Regions from separate parts of the Homo sapiens genome. Here region 2 is linked to region 1. Evidence: read pairs that join two places in POLR2A ChIA-PET (ENCODE). Cell type or tissue: K562. All regions are shown on one strand. Links, peaks and the distances in the headings refer to the core of each region. The heading gives the core; the rest is flanking DNA. Region 1 overlaps MARCHF2 (membrane associated ring-CH-type finger 2). Region 2 overlaps MYO1F (myosin IF).

What was found. Peaks named below come from ENCODE experiments on the same cell type or tissue, not always from the same donor. Only the 100,000 strongest peaks of a DNase experiment are listed, where the experiment ranks them.
Region 2: POLR2A ChIA-PET joins it to region 1 with 7 read pairs; 10 of 35 experiments call an interaction of 5 or more read pairs at or near these places.

Annotation. Positions count from the first base shown.
Region 1 is chr19:8,415,540-8,420,909 of GRCh38, forward strand. All of the region lies in intron 1 of MARCHF2 (membrane associated ring-CH-type finger 2), which reads left to right. Among named protein-coding and RNA genes, the nearest start is that of MARCHF2, 4.9 kb to the left of the region's middle. RefSeq lists a silencer at 86-380, an enhancer at 2,665-2,809 and a cis regulatory region at 2,728-2,745. In K562, for the core only: a CTCF peak has its summit at 2,787; a DNase peak (open chromatin) is centred at 2,732.
Region 2 is chr19:8,566,131-8,571,500 of GRCh38, forward strand. The region is part of intron 1 of MYO1F (myosin IF); the gene reads right to left. Among named protein-coding and RNA genes, the nearest start is that of MYO1F, 8.6 kb to the right of the region's middle. RefSeq lists a silencer at 761-961 and enhancers at 3,019-3,108, 5,104-5,263. In K562, for the core only: no CTCF peak of the experiment used is centred there; a DNase peak (open chromatin) is centred at 3,161.

The sequences.
Region 1 (5,370 bases), core at 297-5,296:
GAAACCCCGTCTCTACTAAAAATACAAATAATTAGCCAGCTGTGGGTGGAGGGCACCGGTAATCCCAGCTACTCTGGTGGTTGAGGCAGGAGAATCGCTTGAACCTGGGAGGCGGAGGTTGCAGAGAACCGAGGTGGTGCCATTGCTCTCCACCCTGGGCAACAAGAGTGAAACTCCATCTCAAAAAAAAAAAAACAAAAAAAACAAAAAAAAAAACCAGACAAAAGAAAGAAGAGAAATAAATCTCCTGGGCACTGGGCCAAGTTTGCTGGAGCCATCAGATCACTCTCCCATTTCAGCAGCCTCAGAGCTGAGTCCGACTTGCAGTCACCCTCTCTTTGTGTCCAGCCTCAAGTTTGGCCTCTTCCAGGCCTGGGCCTCTGTGGTTTGAGTGGACCTCTAGCCTCTAAATATCTCTGATGCCCACCACAGGGGCTGGCCGACCAGGATCGGAGGGTCAAGAGATGTGGCTCTCTCACGCTGTTCTTAAACGGAGTGAGGATTGAGAAATGACTACAACATGGCCAGGCACAGTGGCTCATGCCTGTAATCCCAGCACTTTAGGAGGCTGAGGTGGGCGGATCACGAGGTCAGGAGTTCGAGACTGGCCTGGCCAACATGGTGAAACCCTGTCTCTACTAAAAATACAAAAATTAGCCGGGTATGGTGGTGGGTGCCTGTAATCCCAGCTACTCGGGAGGCTGACGCAGGAGAATCCCTTGAACCCAGGAGGTGGAGGTTGCAGTGAGCTGAGATCGGCCACTGTACTCCAGCCTGGGCGACAGAGCGAGACTCTGTCTCAAAAAAAAAAAAAAAAAAAAAATGACTGCAGCAGCAACCAGAAATGCAGCAGCTCTGGGCTAGACAGAGGGCCAGGTGCTGGGGACAGCGGGAGGCAATCTGACAGGGTCTCTTTTTTACAGAATTCACTGTAGGGTAGGACAACAGACGTGGCTAAATACGTAGGTGAATAAGTAGAATGTTTCAGACAGGGACACATGCCACGAGTGGAATCAAGTGGACCCCATTGGCACTTCATTGATTGATTGAGACAGGGTCTTGCTCTGTGGCCCAGGCTGGAGTGCAGTTGTGTGATCATGGCTCACTGCAGCCTCAACCTGGGTGCAAGCGATTCTCCCACCTCAGCCTCCTGAGTAGCTGGGATTACAGGCGCACATCACCACACCCGGCTCATTTTTGTATTTTTTGTAGAGACGGGGTCTTGGTATGTTGCCCAGGCTTCTCTCAAACTCCTGGGCTCAAGCGATCCTCCCACCTCAGCCCCCAAAGTGTTGGGATTACAGGCATGAGCCAATGCGCCAGGCCCCAGACAGCATTGTCGAGAAGGCTTCTCCAGGAAGGTGACCTTTGAAGGAGACACTTATAACAACTGTTTCGAGTTCAGTGAGATGATGACTATGTATGGAGATTGCTTGGCATAGTGTCTGGTTCTTAATAGATAGAAGCTGCTAGTATAATTTTGGTGGTTTGCAGGCCTTGCATTAAGAGATTTACCTGTGGTTTTTTTTTTTTCTCCCTGATAGAAGAAATATTAGAACACCACATGCAGGAGCTGGGATAGTTCCTGTAATATCCAGTTATTTGCAGAAATGTAAAGACCAGGCCAGGGGTGGTGGCTCAAGCCTGTAATCCCAGCACTTTGGGAGGCCGAGGCGGGCAGATCACTTGAGATCAGCAGTTGGAGACCAGCCTGGCCAACGTGGTGAAACCCTGTCTCTACTAAAAATACAAAAACGAGCTGGGTGTGGTGAAACACAGCTGTAGTCCCAGCTACTCGACAGGCTGAAGCAGGAGAATTGCTTGAACCCAGGAGCCTGAGGTTGCAGTAAGCTGAGATCACACCACTGCATTTCAGCCTGGGTAACAGAGTGAGACCCTGTCTTTTTTTTTGGGCGGGGGGATGAAGTCTTGCTGTCACCCAGGCTGGAGTGCAGTGGCGTGATCTCAGCTCACTGCAAACTCCATCTCTCAGGTTTAAGCGATTCTCCTGCCTCAGCTTCCCAAGTAGCTGGGATTACAGTTGCCCGCCACCATGCCCAAGTAATTTTTGTGCTTCTAGTAGAGATGGGGTTTTGCCATGTTGGCCAGGCTGGTCTCGAACTCCTGACTTCAGGTGATCCGCCCGCCTCGGCCTCCCAAAGTGCTGGGATTACAGGCATGAGCCACTACGCCCGGCCAATACCCTGTCTTTTTTTTTTTTTTTTTTTTTTTTTTTTTTTGAGAAAGAATTTCACTCTTGTTGCCCAGGCTGGAGTGCAATGGTGCGATCTCGGCTCACTGCAACCTCTGCCTCCCAGGTTCAAGTGATTCTCCTGTCTCAGCCTCCCGAGTAGCTGGGATTACAGGCATGCGCCAACATGCCTGGCTAATTTTTTTGTATTTTTAGTAGACACGGGGTTTCTCCATGTGGTCAGGCTCGTCTTGAACTCCTGACCTCAGGTGATCTGCCCACCTCGGCCTCCCAAAGTGCTGGGATTACATGCATGAGTCACCACGCCCGGCCAAGACCCTGTCTTAAAAAAAAAGAAATGTAAAGACCTAGCCTCAGAAGGGCTGGGCTGGAGGAAAGGACTCGCCTCTGCCTGCCTTCCCGTAAAGAGCCCAGCCGCTTCCCCTTTGGCCTCTGAGCTTAAGGTTCTGGTTGCAGGGACTTGGGAGGGAGAGCAGCAGGCACCCTGTGTCAGGCCCGGCCACTGCCCTGTGGGTGTTATCTCAGGCCTGCAGTCTTCCTCTTGGGTCCCTGCCTTTGGGCAATACTTGCTTATCTGGCCTGCAGAGGCCTGACTATGATGCTCAGAAGAACATGTGAGGCCAGGAAGGCTGCTGGCTGAGCTGTTTAGAGGGCATTTATCCAGCAGTGAACCGTCCTAGCGCAAGAGTTAGTAATTGCTCCCCTGTTCCTTCACCTCCCCACTTTGGAGCTCAGATTTGTTTTTTTGTTTGTTTGTTTGCTTGCTTTCTTTTGTTCTGTTTTAGAGACTGGAGACTGGGTCTTGCTCTGTTACCCAGGCTGGAGTGCAGTGGTGTGATCATAGCTCACTACAGCCTTGAACTCCTGGGCTCAAGAGGTTGAGGCTCCCTCCTCAGCCTCCCAAGTAGCTGGGACTACAGGCTTTCAGCACCATGCCTGGCTAATTCAAAAAAACCTTCAGAGAGATAGGGTCTCTCTATGTTGCCCTAGCTCGTCTCAAACTCCTGGCCTCAAGTGATCCTCCTGCTTGGACCTCCCAAAGCGCTGGGATTACAGGTATGAACAACTTCCCCTGGCCCAGGGCTCGGATTTTGATTGGCAGTTTACAAGCTGACTTGGGGTGGGGGTGGGAATACTTCGCTGAGTACTTGATTGCCTCTCTTGCTTGGACTTTCTGAACACTTTAGGGGCTGCAGGGGCTCTGGACATTGTAGCTCTTGGGGGTTGGACAAGCTGGGAACAGAGATCCTTGGCTCCAGGGCACCTGTATTGGCTTCAAGGAGGTCTCCAGAAAGGGCCCTTGTTTCTTCAATGAAATTCTCTGCCGGGCCGGGTGCAGTGGCTCACACCTGTAATCCCAGCACTTTGGGAGTCCGAGGCAGATGGATCACCTGAGGTCAGGAGTTTGAGACCATCCTGGCCAACATGGTGAAACCCCATCTCTACTAAAAATACAAAAATTAGCCGGGCGTGGTGGCTCATGCCTGTAATCCCAGCACTCTGGGAGGCCAAGGCAGGAGGATCACAAGGTCAAGAGATCAAAACTATCCTGGCCAAAATGGTGAAACCCCATCTCTACTAAAAATACAAAAATTAGCTGGGCATGGTGGCGCATGCCTGTAGTCTCAGCTACTCAGCAGGCTGAGGTAGGAGAATCATTTGAGCCCGGGAGGCGGAGGTTGCAGTGAGCCAAGATCGCGCCATTGCACTCCAGCCTGGGCAACAGAGCCGGACTCCATCTCAAAAAATAAATAAATAAAATACAATAAAAATAAAAATAATTGGCCGGGCGCGGTGGCTCACACCTGTAATCCCAGCACTTTGGGAGGCCGAGGCGGGCGGATCACGAGGTCAGGAGATCGAGACCATCCTAGCTAACACGGTGAAACCCCGTCTCTACTAAAAATAGAAAAAATTAGCCGGGCGTGGTGGCGGGCGCCTGTAGACCCAGCTACTCGGGAGGCTGAGGCAGGAGAATGGCGTGAACCCGGGAGGCAGAGCTTGCAGTGAGCTGAGATCAGGCCACTGCACTCCAGCCTGGGCGAAAGAGCAAGACTCCGTCTCAAAAAAAAAATAAATAAATAAATAAATAAAAATAAAAAATAAAAATAAAAATAAAAATAATTGCCGGGCGCAGTGGCTCACACCTGTAATCCTAGCACTTTGGGAGGCTGAGGCAGGTGGATCACAAGGTCAGGAGATGGAGATCATCCTGGCTAACATGGTGAAACCCCGTCTGTACTAAAAATTCAAAAAATTAGCCGGGTGTGTTGGCGGGCGCCTGTAGTCCCAGCTACTCAGGAGGCTGAGGTAGGAGAATGGTGTGAACCCAGGAGGTGGAGCTTGCAGTGAGCTGAGATCGCGCCACTGCACTCCAGCCTGGGCGACAGAGTGAGACTCCGTCTCAAAAAATAAATAAATAAATAAATAAATAAATAAATAAATAATTAGCTGAGTGTGGTGGTGGGCCCCTGTAATCCCAGCTACTTGGGAGGCTGAGGCAGGAGAATCGCTTGAACCCGTAAGGTGGAGGTTGCAGTGAGCCGAGATCATGCCATTGCACTCCAGCCTGGGCGACAAGAGTGAAACTCCATCTTAAAAAAAAAATAAATAAATATAAATAAAAATACAAAAACTAGCCAGGCATGGTGGTGCATGCCTGTAGTCCCAGCTACTTGGGGGGCTGAGGCAGGAGAATCGCTTGAACCCAGGAGGTGGAGGTTGCAGTGAGCTGAGATCGTGCCACTGCGCTCCAGCCTGGGCAACACAGCGAAACTCTGTCTCAAAAAAAAAAAAAAAAAAAAGAACTGGTTCTGATACCTTATCTGGAAAGGTGATATTAGTTGAAAGGTGGTCCTGGCCCTGGAGGCTTTGAGGGTAAGAGGAGGCCTAGCTTTTCTTGTCTTCTCTTTTTTAGAGACAGGTTCTCACTCTGTGGCATAGGCAGGAGTGCTGTGGGCACCGTCATAGCTCACTGCAGCCTCAAACTCCTGGGCTCAAGTCATCCTCCCACCTCAGCCTCACAAGTGGCTGGGACTATAGGCTTGTGCTACCATGCCTGGCTAATATTTTTGGTTTTCTTTAGTAGAGCCAGGGTTTCACCATGTTGCCCAGGCTGGTCTCAAACTCCTGAGCTGAGGCAATCGGAGGCAGGCGGA
Region 2 (5,370 bases), core at 294-5,293, 150 kb after region 1:
TTATTCTGTGTACCAGGCTCCAGTCTATGTCTTTTTTTTTTTTTTTTTTTTTTTTGAGATGGAGTCTTGCTTTCTCGCCCAGGCTGGAGTGCAGTGGCATGATCTCGGCTCACTGCAAGCTCTGCCTCCCGGGTTCACGCCATTCTCCTGCCTCAGCCTCCCATGTAGCTGGGACTACAGGCTCCCACGGCCATGCCCAGCTAATTTTTTGTATTTTTAGTAGAGATGGGCTTTCACCGTGTTAGCCAGGATGGTCTCGAGCTCCTGATCTCATGATCCACCCGCCTCGGCCTCCCAAAGTGCTGGGATTACAGGCGTGAGCCACCGCGCCCGGCCTGGTCTATGCTTTTTAAAAAAAATTTTATTTTTATTTATTTAATTTAATTAATTTATTTATTTTTGAAACAGAGTGTTGCTCTTTCGCCCTGGCTGGAGTGCAGTGGCATGATCTTGGCTCACTGCAACCTCTGCCTCCCTGGCTCAAGCGATTCTCCTGCCTCAGTTTCCCAAGTAGCTGGGATTACAGGTGCATGCCACCATGCCCAGGTAATATTTGTATTTTTTGTAGAGATGGGGTTTCACCATGTTGGCCAAGCTGGTTTCGAACTCCTGACCTCAAGTGATCCACCCGCCTCAGCCTCCCAAAGTGCTGGGATTACAAGCATGAGCCACCATAACTGGCCTTTATTTATTTTAATATATATATTAAATAATATATGTTTACAAACAGAGATAGAGTCTCGCTATGTTGCCTAGGCTGGTCTTGAACTCCTGAATTTCAAGTAATCCTCTTGCTTCAGCCTATGAAAGTGCTAGGATTACAGGCGTAAGCCACCAGGCCAAGCCTGGTCTAAGCTTTTTATGTGAATTACTTCATCTTATCCTTTCAACACACGCTGGCTGAGGTTAGTCCTATCACTGGGTCCAATTTTTTTTTTTTTTTTTTTTTGAGATTGAGTCTTGCTCTGTCGCCCAGGCTGGAATGCAGTGGTACGACTTTGGCTTACTGCAACCTCCGTCTCCCAGGTTCAAGCAATTCCAATTCTCTGCCTCATCCTCTCGAGTAGCTGGGATTATAGGCACCCACCACCAAGCCTGCTAATTTTTGTATTTTTAGTAGAGATGGGGGTTTCACCATCTTGGCCAGGCTGGTCTTGAACTCCTGACCTTGTGATCCACCTGCCTCGGCCTCCCAAAGTGCTGAAATTACAGGCATGAGCCACCGTGCCCGGCCCACTGGGTCTATTTTTTTTTGAGACAAAGTCTTGCTCTGTTGCACCCAGGCTGGAGTGCAGTGGCACGATCTCAGCTCACTGCAACCTCCACCTCCTGGGTTCAAGCGATTCTCCTGCCTCAGCCTCTTGAGTAGCTGGGATTACAGGCGCCTGGCTGATTTTTGTATTTTTAGTAGAGACAAGGTTTTACCGCGTTGGGCACGCTCATCTCGAACTCCCAACCTCAGGTGATCCTCCCACCTCGGCCTCGCAAAGTGCTGGGATTATAGGCGTGAGCCACCGCACCCATCCTGGGTCCATTTTATAGAAGAGAAAACTACAGCACAGAGAGGTTAAGTGTCCTCTTCAAGGACACACAGCAGTGCAGAGAGGACCTTGGGGAGGACCCACGAAGCTGTCCTTCCCCAGGCTGGTCTGTATCAGAGATCGCCGGGGTTGCTGCTGAGGTCAGATGAGGATGGGTTGGGGAGAAGATGGGTCATGTCTACAATTTCCCCTTTGGGGGCCAGTGCAGGCTTCAGCCTGCCAGGCCACTCAGGCTGAACTAAGACCCCAGGCCACTTCCCCTCACTGGGGTCAGCTGTGTCTGGCTAGGCCCATCAGCCCTCCTGGCTCTCCCGGCTCTGACGACTTGGTTCCTCTTCCTGCCCTTCCCCTCTTTCCTCATCTGGCAGAGTGGCCCTCTTCTCTGACCATTCTCTCCCTCTCTATCCTGCCCCAGGCACTAGAGGCCCTCAGACACTCCATGCTCCAGCCACCTGTAAAATCACAGGCTGGGCCGGGCACGGTGGCTCACACCTGTGATCCCAGCACTTTGGGAGGCCGAGGTGGGTGGATCACGAGGTCAGGAGATCGAGACTATCCTGGCTAACACGGTGAAACCCCGTCTCTACTAAAACTACAAAAAATTAGCCAGGTGCGGTGGCGGGCGCCCGTAGTCCCAGCTCCTCGGGAGGCTGAGGCAGGAGAATGGCGTGAACCTGGGAGGCGGAGCTTGCAGTGAGCTGAGATGGTGCCACTGCAGTCCGGCCTGGGTGAAAGAGTGAGACTCCGTCTCAAAAAAAAAAAAAAAAAAAAAAATTAATCACAGGCTGTTTGCATCGAAGGGAGAGAGGGTTTTGCTCAAGTGAATATCGTGTGGGGAGGATAGTCGAGAATTTTGGCATGTGATGGATTGGGGTCAAAGCCTGGCTTGACAGTTGACTGACTGTGTGACTCTGGGGAGGTCACTTCTCTTCTCCAAGCCTCAGTTTCTCCTCTTTGCAAGTGGATTTGGCCGCGCATGGTGGCTCACGCCTGTAATCCCAGCACTTTTGGAGGCGAGGCAGGCAGATCACTTGAGGTCAGGAGTTCAAGACCAGCCTGGCCAACATGGTGAAACCTCATCTCTACTAAAAATACAAAAATTAGCCCGGCGTGGTGGCGGGTGTCTGTAGTCTTAGCTATCCGGGAGGCTGAGGCAGGGGAATTGCTTGAACCTAGGAGGTGGAGGTTGCAGTGAGCCAAGATTACGTCATTGCACTCCAGCCTGGGCAACAGAGCGAGACTCCATCTCAACAACAACAAATAACCAAATGGATTCCATAATGACCCTTGTGTGGGGTCTCTGAAACAAGTACAGGAGCGAACAAAGAGAAAAAATGCGCCGAGATGCCTCAGGAAATGTCATCTGTGACCTTGAGAGGATTTAAGGCATCAGTGTTGGACAGAAAGCCTGGTCAATACATACTTGTTGAATGAATGAATGAATGAATGAAGTCCTATTGGGATGAGACTGCCCCCTGCCCTGTCTCCCAGATATCTCTCTCATTCTGTGGCCTCCAAGTCTCCATGGGTCAAGTCAAAACTGTTTGTTTGTAAGTCTCTTCCTTGGGGGTGGGGATGCAACGAAGAGCTTGTGGTCACAGTTGACCACAAGCTGAATATGACTCAACCTGCTGGAGCTCTTGTGAAAGGCAGTCAGGGGCTTGAGGTGGGTGGGGTAGGAAGGACGGGTAGCTTCTTCCTTCAGCTCTTCAGAGAGGTCTCTCTACCCCAAGGCTGAAGGCAGAACTAGGGCAGGCGGGGACAACCTTCCTGGTATCACACCAGGGAGGGGCTGTTTGTGGTGAAGGTGATGGTGCCTATGGGGCTGGGGGATGTGTGCCATGGAGGGAACACACTTCCTGGGCCCCTACTGTGCATGGAGGTAGGTGGAGACCAGGCTTAGGTGGACCAGGCCCAGAACCTGCCCTTGGGGGGCTCGGTGTTCCCCAAGTGGTGTCTCAGTTGCCCAGAGGAGACCATGGCTGGAAAGTACTGTGGAGAGGTGAGAGGGCTTCCTGTAGAAGGCACGTCTTGCAACATGAACTTTCCAGGCAGCATCAGTGGTGGCTGCAAGAGACATCAGCCAGAGAGGCCTTGGGTGTGTGGTGGACACCAGGATTCTAGTCTGTTTGGAATGGAGGGTCATGGTCCTGGAGGGATAGACAGCCCAGGCCATGTGGGGTCAGCACATAGTCCTGCTGGCCTCTCATTGCTTAGGAGGACAGGAGGCTGTGGTCAAGGTGCCTGTTATTTTTTTTGGACAGAGTCTTGTTCTGTTGCCCAGGTTGGAAGGCAGTGGTTTGATATCACTGCAGCCTTGACCTCCCAGGCTCAAGCGAATCCTCCTGCCTCAGCCTCCTGAGTAGCTGGGACCACAGGTGCATACTACCACGCCTGGCTAATACATTTTTTTTTTTTTGAGATGGAGTCTTGCTCTGTTGTTCAGGCTGGAGTGCAGCGGCATGATCTAGGCTTACTGCAACCTCTGCCTCCCAGGTTCAAGTGATTCTCCTGCCTCAGCCTCCCAAGTAGCTGGGATTACAGGCGTGCACAACGCCTGGCTAATTTTTGTATTTTTAGTAGAGACCAGGTTTCATCATGTTGGCCAGGCTGGTCTCGAACTCCTGACCTCAGGCAATCCACTCATCTCGGCCTCCCAAAGTGCTGGGATTATAGGCGTGAGCCACTGCACCCAGCCACATTTTTTTTTTTATTTGAGATGGAGTCTCGCTCTTGTTGCTCAGTCTGTGAGTGCAGTGGCATGACCTTGGCTCAACCTCTGCCTCCCAGGTTCAAGCAATTCTCCTGCCTTAGCCTCCTGAGTAGCTGGGATTACAGGTGCACGCCACCACACCTGGCTAATTTTTGTGTTTTTAGTAGAGACAGGGTTTCACCACGTTGGCCAGGCTGGTCTTGAACTCCTGACCCCAAGTGATCTGCCCGCCTTGACCTCCCAAAGTGCTGGAATGACGGGCACTGGGATGAGCCACCGCACCCAACCACATTTTTTTTTTTTTAAATAGAGACAAAGTCTAACTATGTTGCTTAGGCTGGTCTCAAACTCCTGGACTGCTGATCCTCTTGCCTTGGCCTCCCAAAGCGCTGGAATTACAGGTGCAAGCCGCTGTGCCCGGCCAAGATGGCTGTTAATAGTGTGGCCTTGGGAGTCACTGAGTCAAAATCCTCTTTCATTTTAGATTGGGCAGCTCACCTAACCTCTCTGCCTCAGTTTCCTCATTCGGAAAATGGGAACATCGAGGGGTGCAAATCTCACAGGCTGCTCTGCAGATTCAACGAAGCAAAGGTTGTCCAGTGTAAATGCTAGCGTTCCTCACTGTCCCCATCAATGGTGGCCATGAGCTGGCCAGGAGGAAGGGCTGGAGGAGGGAGCTTTTGCAACTCACCCCATGGGCTCCAGGCTGTCTGCTTTTTCTGGGCGTGATGAGCAAGAGCTCTAGATTGAAGACAGCAAACAAACAGCCACTTCCTTCCTCACCCAGGTCCTGCGAGCTGTGGTTGCCGGGAGGAGAGCTAAGCCTCCGTAGCTGCTTCTGGAGCCAGCTCTCAGCTCCCAGACCCTGCCCTGGTGCCTGAGGGTGGCCCTGGAGCCTTGCCCCCAGCTCAGTGGGGCTCTGGGGCCACACCCTGCGTCCATGCACTGTGCAAACAACATTCTCACCTCCAAAGGCTCCATCCCTCAGGGGAGCAGGGGGACTGGACTCTGTTTCTTTTCTTTTCTCTCTCTCTCTCTTTTTTTTTTTTAGATGGAATCTCACTCTGTTGCCCAGGCTGGAGTGCAGTGGCATGATCTCGGCTCACTGCAACCTCC